Regions from separate parts of the Mus musculus genome. Here region 2 is linked to region 1. Evidence: chromatin loops called from intact Hi-C (ENCODE). Cell type or tissue: left cerebral cortex. All regions are shown on one strand. Links, peaks and the distances in the headings refer to the core of each region. The heading gives the core; the rest is flanking DNA. Region 1 holds the start of Ptprg (protein tyrosine phosphatase, receptor type, G). Region 2 overlaps Ptprg (protein tyrosine phosphatase, receptor type, G).

Region 1 (8,325 bases), core at 242-8,241:
GCCTTGAAGTTATGATTCTTCTGCCTTGGCTTCCTAAGTGCTGGGATTACAGGAATGTGCTAATGGGCCTGACTAAAACATTTAGATTTGGAGGGAGCTGATGGAGCTTGATGTGTGCTTTTAATACCATTTTGTGGTAAATGTCAGCCTGGCGTCCCAGGACAGGCACCAGCCCAGAGAGACTAACAGGCATGGGGTCCCATACACTGTAAGAGGCATGGTCATTCACTCTCCATATTGAACAACTGGGGTACTGGCGTTCCTTCTTTGCATTTCACACTTAATGTCTTCTCAACCACCCCTCCATTGACTTTCCCTAGGTGAGGCAGACAGGCTGGCTTGCCCTTATTATACCCAGCACAGAGTGGATGTGCAGTTCATTTGTTGAACCAGCAAACAGAGTATAGAAAGAATTCAGGGTTGCCCAACAGGCAACACTTATGATGTCGCCGACCTCTGTGTGATTCAAGTCCTACCGACTGAGTGTTAAAATACGGAGTCACCTCGAAGGAGGCAGTCATTTGTGCTAGGGTCATTTTAACGTATCCCGCTCTGACTGGCACTGGGATATCCATCCCTCCAACCCATTTTTCAAGGGAACTGGTCATCATGAGCACTCAAGAGCGACCCTCGAGTGCAACAAAACCAGGAAGTGTCAAATTCCAAAGCAAACAGATTGGCCTCATTGCCTAGCACGGGAAGGGTGTTTGCGGGGTTTGGCTAAAGATAGATCTGGGGGCCCGTTCCAGGAACTTCCTGGCATTTACTAGTTTTGCACCCCAAACTTTTCAGAGGTTTTTCCTTTGGAATTGTGGGTGCGAGACTGCTTTCCTAAACAATGCCACAGACTCTCAGAGCATCTGTATAGTATTTGAAAACCGAAAGAACATCCGGTTGAGATGTTTGGGTGGGTGTGGGACAGTGCCGCGTTGCGATGAAACGGCAAGGGGACACTTTAAAAATATGTCCATATCCTTTTCATAGAGTGGCAGAACAACTATGAAAAAAATACAAATGGCTAATTACGTTGGCTCAATTACAAATTTGATGGAAAAAAAAAACCCAAACCAAAACCTGCCTCCCCTCTTTTAGCACCAACGTAGGAGGAAAAAATAGGTTGCTGAAAAGCCCAAGCGATAAAGATCTCTGTGAGAGCCAAGGGACAAAACTCATTACAGATAAACCTAGCCCTTGCATTTCCCCCGGATGCCTCTCCCTGTAGTTTACTTAAGCCGTGTCTCCTAGGACGGCTGCGGGAAACCAGTCCTGCCCCGGGGTGCTGCTTTCCCCTGCCCCGGGTGAGAGGCGCACTTCATTTGCCCTCTGCCTAACCAGGCCAAGTTGCAGCCACCTTCTTCCCGAATCCGGGGGTTGGGAAAACTCCGCGACAGACCTTCGTAGTTTGGGGAAAAGTCCACGACAGACCTTCGTGGTTTGGGAAAAGCCGATGTGGGCCTGGAGCTGGATTTTGCTAGCCTGGGATGGACTCCCGTCCCTTTCCCTATCTCCCAGAGGTAGATTCGAACAATGGAAGCTCGGAAAGGGGGAAGGGGAAACAACAACAACAAAAAAACCTCAATGAAACCTGAGTGCAAAGGCCGCTGGGCTTTGTCTCTTAGCCCGGGAACGCAGCAGGAGAGGGACGCTGGAGGTGCACCCCGTCAAGACACCGTCCAGGTGGTGAGGCCTTACGGAAGTCCCCTCTCCATGAAAATGTAGCTGCTGGTCCTTTCCTCTCCCCCAGATTCCAACCAGACCACCCTTTCCCCCTCCCCCAAGTTCCGGATCCATGAACGAGGTCAGGGATCTCTCCGAATCCGTACTTCGTCTTTAAGAACTCGAAAATGGAGCAAAGCCATGCCGACCCTGGATGGCAGCTGGTCTCTTCCCTGTCTTCAGGGTTACCAGCTCCCCTAAACGCACACCCATAGCCCTAGGCACGCCTGGAGAGGAGAGTAGTGCAAGTCCTTGGAAGCCGGAGCCCAGCACGGCCGCTTTAAGAGACGCGCGCCCCCGCCGGCGGCAGCTCGGGGATGCGCGTCACCGCGCGCCCGTGCTTGCGCGCCCCCGCCGCCGCGCGCCCCCAGCTCGCTCGCTCGCCCGCTCGCCGGCTTTAAAGTCTCTGCCAGGATCCATGCTCACATGTTACTTCCTGTATGGAGGCATGGCCAGTTTCCAGCCCCGCGCTCTCGGTTCCTCCCCAGCCTGCGCCGGAGCCACAACTTTCAGGAGCATGGACTGAAGGCGCCCTCGCCCCGGCGCCCCTCTGAGATCCTTTGTGTTTCCCTGCGCTCCACTGGCCGTTTGTGTTTTGGGGGGCTCTGCGCTCCGCCCCGCCGCTTCCCTCCCTTTCCAGGCTCGCAGACATGCCTCCTTCCTTGCCGGGGCCCTGGAAGGAGCTGCCCGCCTGAAGCCCGGAGCCGCCGCGCCGCGCACAGCCCCGCCGTCGCCCGCTGGTTCTCGGGCTGCGCTGCGCTGCCGACTCAACTTGGGGCTCTTCCGCTGCTAGCCACCGCCACCCGCGGTCCCTGCCTGCTCCGGGCCCCGGGCTCTGCCGCCGTGCGTCTTCTCCTCGCCCTGCCTGTCGGCTGGATCGTGTCTGAGCGGAAAGCAGCCCTTCTCCTCCGAGAGGATCGTCCCTAGCTTGGCTTTGCATTCCCGGTCACTTTTTGAGGTTTTCTCGGGAGCGCTTGGCAGCTTCCCGGATTCCAGCGGGACCGGTGGCCGAGTGTGGGGGGCCCCGTGTGGCGGGCGAGCCGTGAAAGCCTCCAGGCTTAGCGGAGCCTCGCTCGGAAGCAAGAACTTATTCAACAAGTTTACCCCCCCTGCCTTTCTCTTTTCGATGTGCGTTTTCGGACATGCGGAGGTTACTGGAACCGTGTTGGTGGATTTTGTTCCTGAAAATCACCAGTTCTGTGCTTCATTATGTGGTGTGCTTCCCGGGTGAGTGAGGGCCGCCGATGGGACGCGTCTCTGGCCGGCGCGCGGGGTATGCGGAGTTGTCGCCGGGGCGCGGAGCTTGGGCGCCAGTCTAGGGACCGCGGAGAGGGTGAAGGGGGGCCGGGCTACCGAGGAGGAAAGAGAGCTCTGCTTCATTGGCTCCGGCAGTGTTCTAGGAGGCTGATGGTCAGAGAGGGCAGAAGCAGTGGCGGGCTGGAAGGGAGGGTTGGGGACTCAGAGATGTGCTCTGACTGTGGCTTGGGAAGCTTGAAGCATCTGGAGTATGGGAGGGCGGGGGAAGGCGACTTGCTTTGCTGATCCGGAGCTGATCCGGAGGGCTATAGTTGCACGATAGGATGTCTGGGGAGATTGGCTGTGGGAAGGATGCTCTGTTGGTTTGAGTAATATGGGGTGCTCCCGTTGCTTCTGCGGGGATAGAAGGAGCTCATAATCGTGGCTCACTTTGCATCCCTCCGACCCTTTGTAGGGGGGAGGGCGGCGTTTGGGGATGGAAGGCGGAGGCTGGCTGCAGAGAAGTCAGGATGTGGGGAGCAGCCCGCGTTGTAGTCGCCGGGCCGCCTCCTTTCAGCCTTGCTCCCGGCTGAGGTGCGGGCTACGCCTCAGTGCAAGCGGGAGGCAGCTCCCTAGACGCGGGGGGCCTGGGAGCCTCGGGAGAGCAGGAAGCAGTGAGCAGGGAGTTTTTCGCTAGACCCCTGCTTCACTGGGCTCACGGTCCCTTTCTGTATCTTTCTTTTGGGTCCAAGTTCAGGGCGCGGGTCGACAGCTGGGTAGCTTCTGGCGTCCGGGCAGATTTTTTGGCTGTCTGGCGTGCCCTCCCTACTTTCATCTTTGCCCTTTTGCAGGCTGAATGTGCCTGCCAGATCCAGACCCAGACCCGCTTATTTTCTAGCCAGGTTAAAGCTGGAACAATATTGGCCACTCGACAATCCTAAATCACTGCACGTACCAGTGTGCAGCTCGCCGACCCTCCACTTCCAGCCTTCAGCCCACACCCTCCCCCCTCGGTGAGGGCAGAGGCCAGCCGCCTTCCTCTTCTCTTGCAGAGTCGGAGGGCTGCAGCTCAAGCTGCCCAGCTCCTTCCCAGTGGGTGAAGGCCACGTCCTCTTTCCTGGCTCAGGGAAAGAGGTGGGAGAGGGCGCGATTTGCTTTTCTTTCCTCGATCTCTTAAGGACAGAACACCCGGTTTTTCTGCTTTCTCATCTGCCTGTTCTGGAATATTTGGAGGCGGCGGTTATTCTAATCAAGAAATAAGAAACGTGCCACAATGTTTCGGTTTTCCTTGGTTAATAGCAGCCTGTGTTCTGGCTGCCACAGCGCGGGGTTTTGGTACAGCGGGTACCCCCAACCCTATGGTGCACCTAGGAGCCAGGCTCGAGGACCTCGCTGTTCCCGGCGATCCTCTCTAAGGGGATTGGCAGCGAGTGGTCCCTTCTTTGAAGGTTTGAGGGTGGTTGCGAGGAACAGAGGGCAAAACACTGCGGTTCTTCGGCTCCTTTTCCTCGGCGCTTATTCCTCTCTCTGGGGCTGTCTACAGAGCTCGGTGAGGGTGCGCGCGCTTACTCACTAGGAGGCCTGGGGTTTACCCTCTCGGGTCCTGTCTCTATGGAAGTAGACGCTGAGGAGCATCTCCTCTGAGAATCAGCACCCTTCTCCCTTGGCGACCATCGGGCAACATTTGTTTTTATCACTGCCTTTGACTAAACCTCCCTCCCTCCCTTGTCAGGGACTTGCCAGCTGAGTGCGCTCGGGTGCACCTGGGGTTGAGCCTAGTAAGGGTCACTTTTTAATAAGGGCGATGGGAGGCAGCCTTGCAAAACAGAAATTTCCAATTCCATTTCTGGCTAACCTCCCCAGGCTGTAGCCAGTGTTTCTACAATGATTTTCTCCCCTCTGGTGTCTGCAACGCAGTATGGGACCGATAGGGATGCCGCCTTGTTAAGGCTTGGTCCATTTCAGTTTTCCTCATTTTCCGTCCTGTTCAGGCTTCGAGGTAACTAGCCCGTACCCTCAACTGGGAGCGGAGGGGTATTTGTTAGAGGTACAGGGAAGACAGCTTTTGGAATCAGGCAGGCAAAGTTAAAATGTCACAGCCCTGGGAGATGCTATGCTGGCTTCAGGTTTTCCGAGGATGGTGGGGTGCCGCTGGGCCCCAGGGGGCGCCCCAGAGCCACCCGTCAATCTTCTGCCTCCACTAGACCGGCTCAACCACCTGCAAACTAAGGGGTCGGGGCGCGTACGTCCAGGTGCCCAGACTGGGGGTCTGCGACATCTGGCGCTAGGCGGTGCCTGCAGCTCGATGCTGCCGCCCCTGGTAGGCTACAAAACCCTTGGGGACCGTTGTTCGCTTTGGGACCCAGCGCTTCTTGCTGCCATAGCCTTGGAAACAAACCTATTTTAACTAACCATTTTAGCTTTTGGTTTTCAATTAGGTTTCTCCTTGTGAGTTCTTACCCAAAATCTCGTATTGGTTATTTTTTGTTTGTTTTTAGAATCCCACTGACTTCTCAGCTGCATGTGAGCCCCCATTTCCCGTTCAGAATTCAGTTACTGTGTTTTAGGGAGGCCTTTGGAAGCAGCTAGGGCTTGGCTGTTTTCCAGCGGTCGGAAGCAGGGTTATAGCTCCGAACAGTGCGGGGAGTGTGGGATTCCTGCCACAGCTGGTGCTACAAACGATGACTTCGAAGTGCTGAGGGGAAATATCAAACATGATAGTGGACACTGTATTTTTCTAAGTCTAAAACACTAGTATGGGAAAAACATGCAACAACATAGTGGATTCCTAGATATTTCCTCCAAAGTCTCAACAGTTCTCAGGGTTTTTATCCAGACTCTCAACCTTCACAACAGTGTGTGAGAGCGGGGGCTTTAACAGGAGCTGGACGGAGCACTGGAGCCCTTGATCCTCCTTCCTGCCTTCCAGCGAGCCAGGGTTACATGCCCAGTATCAACATATAAGTTTAAATACAATTTGAGTGTGGTTGATTTAAATATTTGGTCTTTATCCCTGTACGTTGGGAACTGAACCACCTCTGACATGATGTAAAGTATATTACTTGAAAAGATTAGTTTTTGTTCCCCACAGAATCTATATTTGCATTGTTTAGCTATTCATGCAGAATCATAAAAAACATTTTCTTTTTTCCTTTGGCCCTCAAAGTAATGCTCTTTGATTTTGGTGTTCTGTGTCATGATGACATTACATCTGTTATGTGGTTGGAAGACTTCAGAAGCAGGTGCCTGACTGTTTTTGGTCTGGATGTGTCCACATCCGACCCACATCCGATGTCCAGTGACACCTGATTGGTCAGCAGCAGACTTTTCCACTTACTATGTATGCCATTTTGGTGTCTCAGTGGCCATCACCGGACTCCTTAGGCAGTGACAGGAACGGAGTTCGGAAGTCCTCAGTCTGCCTCTCCAAAGCGGGGTGAGATCTGGAAGGTTTCTCGTTCCACCTCAGTCGAGTCTTGTGAGAGAGAAGACTTCCAAAATGAAGGGGTATCTTGGAAAGAGGAGTGGTTGACCTGAAGAAGGGGCATTCAGTGGAAGAGCTTTGAGTAGCACTGTTTATACGGAAGCAGAGACTACATTTCTTACATGAAGCTGTCCAGGGAATATTGGTGGTTTAATGCTTTAAGAAAAGGGAAACCCCAAGAGAAAACCAGCCACAAGACCAAACAAGCCCAAACCACCCTTCAGATTTAGCATTTCTGTTGCTCCTGAGTTCACATTAAAATCACCTGCATGCATGGACTTGTTGAAAGGAACGTTTGTGCCCTACTGAGCCTTGGACTGCCTCTTCTTCCTGCTCTCATTTTCCTGTGGCCAGCTCTTTAGCCACCGAAGAAGTGTGGCACCCCAAGCCTTGTCCGGGCAAGAAAGGCCATGGAACCAAGCAGGTGGGCTGGCCTGTAACACATGTCTTCTGGGGTAAAAAGAAGGCACTCTTTTATTCTTGGCAGCGTTTATTTTGTGTTTCTGTCTAGTGTTTTAATGGTAGCCTGTGGCCAATGCCATGCAAGGTGCAGATGAACACTTTCATCTTGGGCCATATCTCTTTACAAGAAGACCTCAGGGTATAAAGTTCCATCTACAGTGGTGAAGCCTTCTGGTCAGCCTGGGATCTACCTTCGTTCCAGGCTGACCATTCTTGGATGGATGCTGAATGGTTACCATTGGCCCTTGAATTCTGTCTTTTCTGGTGCAGGGAATAAAAGACATGTATTTCTAGTAATAAAGCAAAGCCAAGGAAGAAGTTCTCTGTGCTCAGTTCTTCCCCTGCACTTGATCCAGGTCAAGGCAGTAGCCAGTGCAGGAGAGGGAGGGGCTCATGGAGTGAACCTTGTTCTCAGAAGAGCAGGTTCTCAGCAGGCCTGGGATTTGGCTTTGGTTGCTGGGCTTGGGTCAGCACTAAATGGGATTATCTTCTACCAAGGTTGCCTTCTCTGGACCTGCAGGAAGTGTTGTCTGTGGTCTTTAGATTACAGTCCTTCAGCACTCAGGAGGCAGAGGCAGGAGGATCTCTGTGAGTTCAAGGTCAGCCTGGTCTACAAGCTGAGTTCCAGGTTGGGTGGGCTCTTTTACACAGAGAAACCCTGTCTCGAAAACAAAACAAAGCAAAGCAAAGCAAACAAAACAAAACAAAACCAAACAGAACAGTTCTGTTTCTAGTCTCAGAAATGAGATCAGCCATGTTGCTGGCTGAGAACTTCATGACAGTTCTCTGTGCCATCAGAATCAAGTGTCCCTTTGTGAAAGACTACTTGATATCAATTTCATTTTAAATTATTTTTGATATTGCATTTATGTGGTATTGTACATAAAAAAGGGTGTCATTGTGGCTTTGGGTTTTAAGTTTGATTCCTAGTGTTGAAAAAGAAAATCTAAAAAAGGTAAGAATGTTTCAAAATCCTGTATTTATTACAGTCCTTTCCCTCCAGTTTTTGAGTTCTTTGGTTCCAAAGTCTCAGAACTAGATAAATAGTAATCTCTTTAAAAGATTAGTATCTTGTAGCAAGAGTAGATGAATTATACTTTGAGCAAAGACCTAGGTGGGCTTGAAATGTAGTTCAGTTGATAGAGAGCTGGCCTGGCATTCGGGAAGCGGGGCTTGGACCCCAGCTTGCATAATCTAGGCATGGTGCACTTGGGAGGTGGAGGCAAGTGTGTGTGTGTGTATGTGTGTGTGTGTGTGTGTGTGTGTGTATGTGTGTGTGTGTGTGTATGTGTGTGTGTATGTGTGTATGTGTGTGTGTGTGTGTGTGTGTGTATGTGTGTATGTGTGTGTGTGTGTGTGTGTGTGTATGTGTGTATGTGTGTGTGTGTGTGTGTGTGTGTGTGTGTGTGTGTGTGAGAAGTTCAAGG
Region 2 (8,325 bases), core at 240-8,239, 86 kb after region 1:
AGCCCTTAATGTTGGCTGTACTCAATGCCTGGAGATGTTTCCCTGGTAAAGTGACTCTGACTATGACCTTGTAGGTCCAATTAGAGTCTGCTGACTTATTTATACTTTCTCGGAATCATCCATGACCTTTCTGCTGTTTGTCTTCTTTCCTTTATCATATCTGAATTCCCAGAGTATTTCCCAACTTCAAAAGTGGGACTCTATTTGTATAAAGATGCTCTGTGGATGTGTTCACCTGGGACTATAATAAATGAACTAGTGTAAGGTTAGTGGGCTCTGCTGGAGAAGTTAATGTTACCTGTGGATGGTCCACCTATGTTACCAGGTTCCACTCACAGGATCTCAGAACTGGGTTGCAGATGGACTCCTAGTTTTTAGAAGTCATGGGTCCCTACACTGTCAAGGAAGTTATCTGTTCCCTATTGACTTCATGTGCTCAGGTACAATCCCAGTCTCTGAGGACCAATATACATTACAATTAACAATGGCTCAACGGTTAAGAGCACTGACTGCTCTTCCAGAGGACCTGAGTTCGATTCCCAGCAATCACATGGTGGCTCAAAACCATCTTTAATGGGATCTGATGCCCTCTTCTGGAGTGTCATGAAGACAGCTACAGTGTACTCATATATTAAAAACAACAACAACAACAACAAACAATTACAAAGCAAGGAAGTTTCAGAGCCTTGTAGTAGAATTATACACCTTCAAATTGCTCAATTCTTCCACCTTGATCCAAAAACCTTTGTTCACCACTAAGTGAAGGGTTTCTGGTGGAATTAGTTCCTCGGCTAATGCACTCAGGGAGTGTCTGCCCCTGGGTGCCTCTCAGCCTCAGAACAGTCATTCCTTGATTGTCTTCTGTGAGACTCCAAAGGAGTGGGGCAGAGCTTTACGTTCACCACAAGAGCATCGTCACATGTCCCTAATGTATTTCAGCATCCAAACAGGAAGAGAAAGGATGATGGCAGGTGTTCGTTAGAACAGCTCCATTGTAGATTGCTTATCTGTGATGATGCAATAATTTACATGAAAAAAAAAAAACAAGAAAGGAATGAAAAGTTAAGTATTGTCAGGCAGGGTGTAGGCGTGCCTATCGCGATTCCAGCACTCAGAAGTGAAGCAGGAGGATTGAATTTGAGAGTGGCCCAGGCTACATAGTGATTTCAAGACTAGCTTAGAGAGACTCTGTCTAAAACATCATAAAAAGAGCAACTATAATAATTGTGCATTTTAATAGTTCCTTAGACTATCAATGTTGAATGTTCCAAGGGGAACTTTGTTTCTGTTGCTTTAAGAGGATACCTGTGAGGACTAACATTTAAACAACAGAAGTGTGTTCCTCAGGACTCTGGAGGCTTCAGAGTCCAAGGTCAACTTGTCCAAAGCTGTGGGTACTTGGGGAAAGCTGCCCCCTGCCTTTAACATGGTACTGCTTTGCTTCATCTTGCCATTCATGGCAGAGGTCAGAGGGCAAGTGAGCTCGTTTGTGTTGGAAGGTCCACGCTTAGATTCCAGGGAAGGAAGAAAGTCGGGGGAGGCTGGGAGGTTGAAGAGACTGTGAAGAGACTTGGGCAGATCATACCTATTGTATTCATTCCAGGATGGTAGGCACTCAGGCACATGCAGCCACATAGGCAGGCTGGCAAAGGAAAGGGGGTCTGACCTCAAGGCCATATTTATACAGAGTCCTCACAAAGATGCCGTTCTTCCAGGCATGGTTACATAACAGATTTTATCAGGGTCTACTCTTGGGGTTCAGTGGACATCGGGTGTCAGCCATTTTGTGCTGACTCACAGCCCCTTCCCATGTCCATTGTCAGCCAAGTTCTAGTTGGTTTTTACTAAATAGCCATACCAGCAACCTGTCTAAGTGTAAAATGGCTGTAGTACCTTCTGGTCTCTGCACTTCCGTGAAGTTGGTTTTGGGAAAGCTATACCACTTTGGAGATAACAACCTTTGAGGCCAAATCACCGTCCTTGAATCCAACCTATGGATTGCACCTGGATTTTGGGAGGAGTTCTGCAGAATAATATAGCAGGCAGCTTTGCTGTGTTAAGGTAGAGCAAAGTGTGCACCAATGGCTCCCTTAGAAAGGAGTTATACTGTGTGGACAAACACACTGGTGGGTAGGAAAGTTGCCGTTGTTTGCCTAAGGTGCTGTGAGTGATGAGAGGGCATGGGGCTGGTAGAGCCTAAGTTTGGTGTTTGGAGCTTTTCCTTCCTACATCCTGAAGTCTGTTATAGCAACTGTGTTCTGGTTGGCTTATCAAGGTCAGAGAGTGGAGAGAGTTGGGCTCAGCCCTTGGGAAATGGAGGCAGAGGACTGAAAGCAGGTTCAAGATGAACCTAGGGTACAGAGTGAGACCGTATCTCAACAGACAACAGAACGATTTTTACAGATGATGGCTGGAAAATCCCAGTATGCATAGTGTGGGCCACTGCTAAACGATATGGAACTCCCCTGGCGTCTCACTTTCTTCTATTATCAATCTTTCTCTGTCTTCCCAAAAGGAAAAAGAAAATGGAGAATTCTGTTTTAATTTATTTTGTCCCCATACAAACACAGAATCAAAGGATAAGAGCCAGAGCTGGGCATGCTGCTGAGAAACGATCTTTTAATACATAAAGATTACAAAACTGAGTCAAGGAAGCCAACTAAGGGTGGAGGCTCCATGTCCCATAATCCCAAAAATAACAGTTGCCAGCTGAGCATTACTGAATCCACAGTTACCACACACGGGGATCAGCGATGGAACTATGTAATACAAGATTTCTGTGTTCAAAAGGCATGGTGGAGAGTTCTATGTTCTAAATGTAGAGGTGCAGCCAAAAGAAAGAAAAATAAAAAAATTAAAAAATAAAAAATAAAAAAAAAGCTTGTGAATGAACCCTGGCCAGATGGGAAACTTGGCACCTGTCTTTATTAGCTTACACTCATGATCCACCCATTGGATACATCTATGGCTTTCACGAGGCAGTCCAGAGGATCTCTGGTGATGACTGAGGGAGGAAGATGCCTGTGTTTGGGTCCATGTGCCTCTCACTAGCAACCCTCTTTTTCCCCCATGAAGTAAATGTTTTCCAACACTAGTGTGAACATTTAATCAAATTAAATTAACATTTTTATCATCAAACACAGCCAAGTTTGATGTTAAAATTGATTAACGTGATCATTTCTAGATGCTTTGGGTTGTTGTAACTCTTCTCGGCAAGATGCTTGCATTTGGAGGGGTCTTTCCCCATGGTTTGGCTTTATAGCTGGCTTTTCTTGTTTACTTTATATTGTAAACTAATTTTAACTACCCATAAAAGTTTTAGGAATCCCATTTACATCTGAACAATGATTCAGCAATTTGAACCTATATTTTTTGCCATGGAGTTGTCTAGTAAAAAGTTTATATGATGCTGCTGACTCTAATGGTTCAGATAAATTATGCTTTTATCTCTCTGTGTGTTTATATTTCTTTTCTCTCTGCCTACACTTTCAGAGCCCTATTTATCAACCTTAATTATATGGGTGGATTTGGATATATTCTCTCTCTTTCTCTCTTTTCTTCTCTCCCCCTCCTCTCAGGAAAAACATAATTTCTATATGCTACCAGATGGGTGTGTTGGCTGTAAGCTAAAAAAGAAAAACTTCCCAGACCATCTGGTGTCTTGGTGGGGTCTAGTTGCCTAGCTTCTTAGTATTGTCTTTTACTCACAGCAGAAAATAAAATCAAACCCCCTCTGGCTTTAAGCTCACTAAAATTTGTCATTTTTTTTTGAGTTCCATTGTCAATAATATGCACTCCTGTGCTGGCTGGCAGCCTGTCATTGTGAACAAACCTGATGAAGCTGGAAAACTGGGCTCTGCACGTGGAGGAGCTGAGTCCCGACAAGCTTAATGGATCAGATGGGAATTGACCTTCCCTGGGTTAATTGGCTCTGAGGTTGAACTTGAGCACTTTCTGAATATCAAGATGTTGGAAATATTTTGGTTATATATACTTGTGTAATAGTTTCCTCCAAGCTTGAAACATTCATTCCATCCCACTTGGAGGTGCCTTAAACAGGGAAGGTAAATAACTCAAAATAAATAGCTTCAGGAAGTTCCTAAAACTGATCAGGTCCAACAGGCTCCTTCCTGCCAGAATAAGCAGTGAAAGCTGCAAAGAAGATTCTCAGAGAGCCAAGCTGCAAAGACTACACGTGCGATCAGACCAGGTGCCTGGAAGGAACAGGAAGCAGCAGAGCTAGTGAGGTTTAGAACAGTAGAGTCACTTGGGAAGACTCCAACCTGCTCAGCTGCCTTGGCGCTGTGTAGTGTGCTTCAGCTGTCACCCATGCTGGGCTGGGCTTTGGTGATGCAACTGCCTCTGAGTCATTTCTGCTCCTGTAAGTCCTCACCCACATTCCTGTAAGTAACCCCAATAAAACTCACTCTTTTGTATCCACACTTTGGTCTGTCATGGGTTCTCTGTCTGGGGTGGGTAGACATGTGTGTTCTCTCTCGTCACACAACAGCACTATATTCAGCAGTCTCTCCATATTGTTCTTCCTGTGGGGCAGGTGGCCCCCAGTTGAGAGGAGCTCCAGAAGGATCCATCTCTCATTTGCTCCTGAGTGTAGGGAGGGCTGCAGGGGCTATGGAATCCCCCACCCCCAAAGTGTTGTGTAGGGGAAGTTTCCAACATGAACACTGGATATTGTGGGGGGTGGGGTGGAAAATATGTTGGCTAGTAGCCAGCATATTCATTATCGAGCAGTTTATTAGAAGATGAAGGCCTTGGAATCTGTTGGGCATTGCTTCCAGAAAGTACTTATTGAATTGTTTACATATAACTGATAAACCTCCTCCTGTATATTGTAGTTTACCACATCAGTCTAGAGAAATAGTTACTCTGTATTGTTTAATAAATAGTGACAAGGGGAAACGTCTCCATATTCGGTACAGGCACAGTTTTCTGATTTTACTAAGTTATTTTCCATCTGTGGCTGGGTGGATCTGAGGGAGTGAAATTTATGAGTAGGGAAGGCTAACTGTGCATAGAGATGGTCAAGGTAGCTTTGAAAAAGCACTGACCAAAAAAGACGCATGTTGTAAGATCACTCACAGTATAGAGGTGTGCCTGACCTGACAATTTATTGTATACGCTTGTAACATATATGCGGATTAAATTGATCTGTATATACGAGGACCAGACATTCTGTATCACATCCACCATGCTTACCCTGCATTTTAAATTCATGTTGAGACTGTTCTATTCTTTTAGAAAGGTTTATTTTTATTATTATTCCTTCTTTTCCTCTTATCTTGCTCCTGTCTTCTCTTTCCCTCCCATTCCTTCTCCCTCTTTCCTCCCCAAATCCCTTTCTTCCCATTGAGACAGGGTCTCTGTGCACACTGCAGGGTCTTTAACACTGGTTGTCCTGGAACTCACTATGTGGACCACTCCAACCTCAAAATTCCAGAGATCCACAACACCCAGCTATCTATGTATGTATGTATGTATGTATGTATGTATGTATGTATTTATTTATTTATTTATTTATTTATTAATTGTGTATTTGTCTATGTGCACGTGAATGTAGGTGTTCTTGGAGGCCCAAGGAGTTGGGCCTTCCTGAAGATGGTTCTGAGCTGCCTAACTTGAATGTTGGGAACTCAGTTTGGGTCCTTTGGGAGAAGTTTGTATGCTTAAACCTGAGAACAGTTTGTATTCTTAAACTCGGAGCTATCTCTTCGGGTGCCTCCCTCCTCCAATATATATTTTAATTATGCATTTATTGTGTGTAAACTTGTAAGAGTCGGTTCTTTCCATCATGTGGATCTCAGGATTCAAATTTAGGTTGCAGACTTAGCACTAAGTGTTTTTTGCAGGTAAGCCATCTTGCCAACCCATAGTTCCCCATTTCTTTCAGGCTTCTTTTCTGCTAGTGCCCTGCCCACTTCCTCATCATTTCTCACAGTTGTACAGGCAATCTTCGGTGAATGGATCAACATCTATTTTCCCATCAGTTTGTGGATGGACATTTACTGTTTCTAGACTTTATAAACAGTGCCTTGATTTACAGCATATCATTTTCAGGTACCCAGGCAGGAAGAGACAGGCTTGAAGCCCCATGGTTCTAGCTATGTATTTAGAGCTGTCTTTGTTTGGTTGAGCTCCATTCCAGCCTGCTGTTTGCTCCTTTATACTGCCCTCTTGCTGTCTAACTCTTCCTTGCTCACCTGGGAAAACTCTTCTGGGGTAAAAGCCAACTCATGTTGGCATGAGTGATTACAGTTAACCTTGGCTCAGAATGCTTTCAGTTTCAGTGAAAGCAGCAGGAGCCAGAGTCTGCTACAATCAGTGTATCAGTGCCTGGTTACTCTGAAGAAGAACTGAGAAGGAACAAGTGTGGCAGTGCGCAAGAGAAGCTGTTCAGTGGAGTGTACTGGGTGGTGCCTCTCTTGTTCTGTTGGCCTTGGATGTCCCCATGGAAGCCCAGTGCAGAACATGGGAAGTGGACATCATGCTACACATTCGGGGATACTGTTTAAGACTTTTTATTGTATTTGTGGAGTGCCAGATGCTTGACATATGTCTTCAAGGTTTTTGTTTTGTTTTGTTGTTTTGTTTTGTTTTTTTAAAGCTCTGACTGTCCTGGAGCTTGTTGTGTAGTCCAGGCTAGCCTTGAACTCGCAGAGCTCTTCCTGCCTCTGCTCCATAAGTGCTGGGATAAAAGGCGTGAGGCACCATGCCTGACGCTTAAGAAATAAAGGTAGAATTCTTGTCAGCTTTTGCTTGGTGTGTTTGTTGCTGTGTTTTTAGGTGGATAGGTCTTTATACTATTCTACTTTGGCTTCTTGTCTGCGACTATGGTTTTATGGGTTCAGCTTTCTGCTGGTGACAATGGATAAGCAATTGATTGGGTTTGGGAGGGAAGGGTCCTGGGCAGCTGCAGGAATTAGTGCTGGATCTCAGATTGCTGTGCCATGACTCTGCATGGCAGGGCCTTGGTGCTGGCTCTCGCGTTCTCCTGGTTTGAAGCTGACTATTACCTCCCAGCAGTCCAGAAGCCGGGCTTCTCATTTACTCATTCACCTGTTTGTCATTTTCTCTACTCTGTGTCATCTGGTCCTAGAATAGTGCCTAGAATACCACTGGTGTTTGAACAGATGGAATAGATGAATATTATAGTAGAAATTTCTTGCACAAGAAGGGTGGCCAGCTGCCTTCCTGAGGAAGTCCTTAATTCCACTGTGTATATACCCTCTAGTGGCTGCACATTTTGGCCATGTAACTGTGATGTTAAATGTCATTTTTAAGTTTTTCTTTTGAGTTTGTGTTTCCCTGAGTGTTTCTAATCTGAAACAAATGGCAACTTGATGGGCCATAGCTTTGATCTCAGGTTAGCAAGTAGTGTTAAAAATTGTCTACATTCCCAATTCACATGCGAGTAGTGAAATCTAGAACCACTGTGAATATAGTGTCTAGACAAATGTAAGATGAATAGCTCTAAGGATAAAAGGGACGCACCATCTGAGGCTCTGGTGGCCACTCTGCGGGGCCAGTGGTTTTCATTTTGGTGATAATAGTTTACAGATTCTAGTCCATGGATTTCTTCTCCAGGGGTATCCACCTTTCTAACAGTGCATTTACCCGATTGTGTTTTCTGACTTGGTTAGGACTCAGAATCTTTAGTACTATTGAATGCCAGGTTTAGTTTTTTAATTGGACCTGGGTCCCCCCTGGGTCATTTCCAGCATCCCTGAGCACTGACCTGGCTTCTGCTTTCTTTCCCCCATTTCCTCATCTCATAACTTTACTGTTTTAATGTGTCATCTACTACATAAAAATTTTTATTGACTTAGGACATGTAGACCAGGCTAGACTTGAACTCAGCCTCTCAAGTGCTGAGGTCAGAAGTAGTGCACCAGCTAATGGTGTCCCTTTCTTTCCTTGGGATCAGTTGTGCCTTGTTTCCCCCTTGGTCTGTTCCTTAACTTCTATTGCTCAAGTTTCCTTTAGCGATTAAAACTGAAATAATAAGCATCATGGCACTTCTTTCCAACTGACCCTGTGGTGCAGTGGTGGCTGCCTTTGCCCTCCTGGTTATGATGCTGCTGACCTAGACACCTACCCTGGGAAAACCCAGCTCTGTTGAGACTAAGATCTCCAGGAACTGCAGGCCTTAGCCTTAGATAGAGAGAGAACCAACTCTGTTTGTGGTGGATGCTCATTATGCCCTGAATCAGGGTTTCTCTTCTGAAACATACTTGTGCCTTCATTGATGTCGGTCTCAAATGGTGGCAACAGAAATGTTTCGTTCTGGGTTGACAATATTTAGACGAG

What was found. Peaks named below come from ENCODE experiments on the same cell type or tissue, not always from the same donor. Only the 100,000 strongest peaks of a DNase experiment are listed, where the experiment ranks them.
Region 2: it touches region 1 in a loop (3-fold over the local background); 11 of 42 quality-filtered maps call a loop at or near these places.

The regions. Positions count from the first base shown.
Region 1 is chr14:11,551,390-11,559,714 of GRCm38, forward strand. Ptprg (protein tyrosine phosphatase, receptor type, G) reads left to right here and starts at 2,164. Exons shown (of 30, transcript NM_008981.3): 1 at 2,164-2,943. The coding sequence starts at 2,859. In left cerebral cortex, for the core only: CTCF peaks have their summits at 2,693, 5,132 (motif pointing right) and 5,335; DNase peaks (open chromatin) are centred at 865, 1,365, 2,101, 2,751 and 6 more places; H3K4me3 peaks cover 5,324 bases; H3K27ac peaks cover 4,794 bases.
Region 2 is chr14:11,636,918-11,645,242 of GRCm38, forward strand. The region is part of intron 1 of Ptprg (protein tyrosine phosphatase, receptor type, G); the gene reads left to right. Among named protein-coding and RNA genes, the nearest start is that of Gm52128, 68 kb to the left of the region's middle. In left cerebral cortex, for the core only: a CTCF peak has its summit at 6,165; DNase peaks (open chromatin) are centred at 3,646, 4,292 and 7,117.